Regions from separate parts of the Homo sapiens genome. Here region 2 is linked to region 1. Evidence: chromatin loops called from intact Hi-C (ENCODE). Cell type or tissue: CD4-positive, alpha-beta T cell. All regions are shown on one strand.

Region 1 (2,500 bases):
AGGGAACGAGGGTGGAGAAGAGAAGTGAGGGGTGATCCACAGAGCAGAGTCCCTGGGAAGCAGGGCTGGGTGGTGCGGCCAGGAGACAGGTGGAGGCCTGAGCCCAGCCACCTGCTTCCATGATACCTGGTGGGATGGAGGAATGACATTCTTTCTTCCTTCCTAAGCTGTTGCCAGGTTTGGGGGCAAACCCAGCTGATGGCTTCTGTGTTTTTCAGAAAAGTAAGCCCAGCTATGTGCTGGGATGACGAGAAGCAGCCTCCAAGCAGGTCCTGACCTGCTCCCATGCCCAGCACCTCCCATCCTGGAGGCGATGCCTGCAGTGGGATTGTACGGCCACTTCCCACAACCCTCACCTCAGCTTCAGGAGCTGACCTGCAGCCTCGGGTTTGGGAAAATGCAGGGGTGGTCTCTGTGGTCTGTCTGAAGGCCCTTCGAATACCTTTACCTTCAAATTCTAGCTTCTTACAAACCTAGACCACAAATCCTTTATCTGTATTTTTCCTGAACCCAACTTGGATTTAACTGTCAAATAGATGGCCTGTGGCTCTAATGCAGCGATAAGAACAGAATTCTTCACTTTGAAAAGCCAAGTTGCTTTAAAAAAAAGTTGGGGGGCACAGTTTTGGCATACACCGAGTGACTGCATTTGACCTCCGCCTGCCTGGGGCATGTGGATAACGGCAGTGGTCCCATGCCGTGTGGTCTTCCTCTTGGCTTATCCCCCTAGCTCGCTGTTGTCCTAGTGGCCATGTACTATGTGCAGGACACTTTCATAGTCCGTTCATCCACAGAGCAGTCCTAGCCTCTTCTAATCTCCACTTAAGAGCCAATGAAGCTTCCAGAGCGCAGGTAACTTAAGTCACACAGCTTGAATTAGACTGGACAATGAGCCACCTTTCCACCGTGGCTGCACTGTGACCCTGGGTCAAACGGCCTCATGACCAGCCCCCTCCACGCCTGTCCCCTTCTTGCCCGGGTCTGCCGCCTTTTCTGCTCCGGGGCCTTAGGAATTCTCCTGGGACTGTGGCTCCCCTCTAACTCCCCTCCCTCCCAGTTGCTTTCTGTTCTGCTGTTCTTGTGGGTCTCTGTTCTCCTGGCTCCAGGCCTAACGGCCGCCCCCTCCAACCTTGGCCTTGGGAAGTCTCTTGGGGCGGAGAAGAGAGGGGCTGCCTCCTGGCCCCCACCCTGCGACCCTTCGTCCCCCGCTAAGCCGGGATGGCAGGCGGACTCGCCGGACCCCTTTTTAGACCCAAGGCTCTCTTCGCCTCTCCATCCGGCTCCGGCCGGGGTGGGGTGACCTGAGGGACCCGGTAGCCGACGACAGAGAAACTAGACCGGCCAGGACGTAGAAGGGTCGCTTCCCCCAGGCTGGTCCGGGGCTGAGCGGGGCACCACAGGGAGCGGAGACAGCGGAGGCGGTGAGAGCCTCGGGAGCCACTGGGGCGAGCGCGCCAGCGTCCACCAGAGGGCGCTGTCGGCTCGCGGAGTGGGGCGCGGGCGGCCTGGAGCCCCCCGGTGCGGCCCGGCATCAGAGCGCGCAGCGACTTTGTCACTGCAGGCTTGCCGGGTGGGTTGCAGAAGAGAGAAGAGACCCACCCATCCTCAAGGCACTCATTTGGGCAAGAAGGGAAGAGACCCACAAGAAGACTATTTCACACTCTTCTCATTTCAAATGTGTATAGAGCACAAAGTTGCATTTACCATGTCCAAGATACCGAGCAGCACCAACATGAGTCATCCTGGGTCTCCAAATTTAAAGACCTCTAGGGAAGTGGCAGGATCAAAGACAGGTACCAAAGAACTATACTACAGTATATTAGGGAGAGGCAGGAACTCCAACGAGACGTGAGGAAGAAGCGGTAGGAGAGTTGAGGGAGGAGTTACAGCTTCAGCTAGGGGATGAGGCCCGGTGCATGGAGGACTTGGGCCTTAAAGTGGGACAGATTCGCAGCTTTCCAACACATGTGTTGCAACAGAACCCGTGGATTTAAGCAGTTCTGGTTACACATTCTGTTACACGCAAATGCTTATCAGTGACAAAAGGCAATATTCCTTGCCCTTTAGCCCCAGCTTGTTGATCCTGAAAGGTAAATTAGAAATAAAAATGGATTCACCAAATATCCAGAATGTGCTAGAGATATATAACCTAGTCTGAACAATCAGATCAGTCATTCTGCTAATTGGTAAAATATCCACAGGGGAGCCTGGGAGACAGCTGTTAAACTTGGTTACAGGTAGCATCAAACCATCCGCCAAAAATACCTCAATAATTCTATTGGTATTGGGAGAGGAGACACAAAAATATAGAAGTTGAAGAACAACAAAGTCTTTCAGTCTTTTTGTTTTAAAGACTCTTATTACCAAACAACTTAAGGAAGAACTCTATCAACATCATAGTTCCCTTGAGAATTATGTTATTATAGTATAGATTATTATTGAAAGAATTATTATATTGCACTGTGCTAAGGCTAGTTTAATTTGGAGCCAATAAATTAAA
Region 2 (2,500 bases), 720 kb after region 1:
TTAATTGCTTTGATGAGGCCTGAGATATTTTTGGTTTTGGTAGCTTGTTTTGTTTTCACTCTTTGTGGTGGGATGGGGAGAAGCATATGCACATGCACACATATATACACTCTCCGCCTCAATTCCCCTTTAGAGACAAATCCTGCAAAAACCAATGCCTGTCCAAGATACCTAATGGGGTGAGGGGTTCTCCATTTTAATCAGGAAATTCACTAGGTTTAATGACATCTGAGACACACAAGGTGCTGTGATTCCCACAAAGGGGATTGTTTTCCTACAAGAAAAGTTAGAATCTGAAGAAAATGTATGGCAGTTAGAATCCACAAAATCAATTTTGAAGCAGTTTGGTACTTGTCTTATATATACTGAGACCACAGACACAATCAAGCAAAAAAAGAAAAAGGGTCATGGAGAAAAAGATGAAAACCGACAGGAAAGAAGGGAGAGAAAAGACAACTCTAATTTTACATTGAACTCTCAGGTCAAATCAGTTGAATCTGAAACAACCTATTCTGAAACATCTGAAATAGAATAAAGGAATACAGATGGTTCAAAATGCATTTGTCCTCCTGTTAATGAGGGATCAGAGTACCATATTAAGTCCTGCATTAATTGTTTTTAAAATAGTAAATACTTTTAAAAGTAAATTTCATAACAATTCATGTCGGTCACATTTATGTACCTATGGTCAACTGCTCTAGACAAGGGGAGCAAGTTGAGTAGCAGGGTAAAAGAAAAATATCCTGATTATTAATGGAATTAATGATCTCTTCTTCATTTACGACTCAAACATAGGCAATATACTCTGTTTCCCGAAATACTGAGCAACCAGTTACGAACTGTCATTTACTGTGCATCTGCTATGTAACTGTGTGCCAGAGACCATTACATCAAAGTAAAAGAGATGATTCCTGATCTTCAGGAGTTGAGAGTTTGAGACATAAGCCATTTAATGAAACCACAGTGAATGGTACAAAATACAACATTCCATTTACCCAAAAGGAAGACAAAAGTTGTTCCCAAGTAGTTTAACTTTAAAATAGGGTGGTTCTTAAATTCATGTGGAGGTGCCATCTAGTGGTGAAAGAGGTAACTGTGAAGGAAGCCAAGCCGTCAGGGAGATAGAGGCCAGGCCTTTCTAATTATCATATAATCCCACTGCGATTTTGTCAGTTGTAGGAGTCTTCCTGTATCTTAGAAATAAATTATAAAACCAAATTATGTGGATAGGAGCAGTATCACCAGGGGAAGAGGTTTCAAAATTACAGTAAAAATTTCAAATCAACAAAGAGGGTCATACAATTTTTACAGGTAAAGAACTTTAGGGCAACCCTGTTTTGTCATTGCATTTAGGGAACATAGGACATATTAATATCAGGAGTTACAGTTGAATAAAGATGCCTACATTCCAAGTTCTGTGGATAAATTTATGGTGAATTGTTTTTCTACAAAGAAGTTGAGAATAAGTAAAAATGGTGAAAGTGAGGGAAACGTTGAGGATCCTAAAGATAATGTCAGTAAGGAGAACTATAAAGAGCCATAAGTGGTAAAACACACACACAACCTTCCTATGTATACTCTTACCCCTACAGGTACCCTGTAACACTCCACAGACAGGATAGAAATGGATTTCCCGTTAATTACAGAGCTGGTTGTATAGATTTCATATAACCATGTAGTATTTGAGGAAAACACAAGGCTTAAGTACTGTTTAAAGCAAACAAAATCTAGATGAAAATATATTAAAACCAACCGAAGGCACTGAAATCTGAGTTAGTGAACAGCGTACATATTAGTAAGGAAACGCAGTGTCAAAGCTTATAAGCACATATAGAAACCAAAATGAGATAAATCACGGGGTGCTGAGGAGAGGCGATGGGCAGAGTGTGGAAGGAAAGCAAGCCGACTTGAAGTATTTATTAGCAGATACATTCTTTGGAAAACAAATAGGTGGTTACAAAGTACTTAAAACTTTCATCCTCTTAAACAGTTTAAATACTCTCTCACCATCTTGCTTACATGATTAATTTACCTAGCAAATCCTTTACTCGTGTAGGGAACAGGGGTAAAAACTGCAGCCAGATCTTGCGTGACTCCAGGCGGTGGCATCTGAAGTCAGGCACCGTGGCGCTGCACCGCACGTGGACGGGTGCTGGCGATTACATGCGGGGAAGAAGAGCGAGCCTTCTCAGGCCTGTGGGTGGATTTCTTTCTGCCACTTGAGGTGGCAGCACTCACGCTGTAGCCAAGAGAATAATTTTTTTGCGAGCACTCTGCTGTAGGTGGTGTATTTTGAATAGAGCTTCTAAACAGTTTTGAGAGTAAAGAGCAATGAATCATTCATTTTACATTTTGAAGGCACATCTCACTCTGAAGTCCAGTGCTCAGAGAGCTGACCCACGTATTTACTTGGGGTAACACCAACTTCAGAATTTAACAACCCCCTTTAAAGCTGTATTTTCTATTTCCTTTCATCCTTCCTCTGCCTCCTTGTGGCTGA

Evidence for each region. Peaks named below come from ENCODE experiments on the same cell type or tissue, not always from the same donor. Only the 100,000 strongest peaks of a DNase experiment are listed, where the experiment ranks them.
Region 2: it touches region 1 in a loop (5-fold over the local background); 11 of 110 quality-filtered maps call a loop at or near these places.

Annotation. Positions count from the first base shown.
Region 1 is chr2:45,642,367-45,644,866 of GRCh38, forward strand. No RefSeq gene overlaps it. Among named protein-coding and RNA genes, the nearest start is that of PRKCE, 8.1 kb to the right of the region's middle. RefSeq lists a silencer at 1,371-1,580. In CD4-positive, alpha-beta T cell, CTCF peaks have their summits at 1,469 (motif pointing right) and 1,669; a DNase peak (open chromatin) is centred at 1,475; H3K4me3 peaks cover 514 bases; H3K27me3 peaks cover 1,367 bases.
Region 2 is chr2:46,363,996-46,366,495 of GRCh38, forward strand. The region is part of intron 6 of EPAS1 (endothelial PAS domain protein 1); the gene reads left to right. Among named protein-coding and RNA genes, the nearest start is that of LINC01820, 29 kb to the right of the region's middle. In CD4-positive, alpha-beta T cell, CTCF peaks have their summits at 1,054 (motif pointing left) and 1,253; a DNase peak (open chromatin) is centred at 1,076.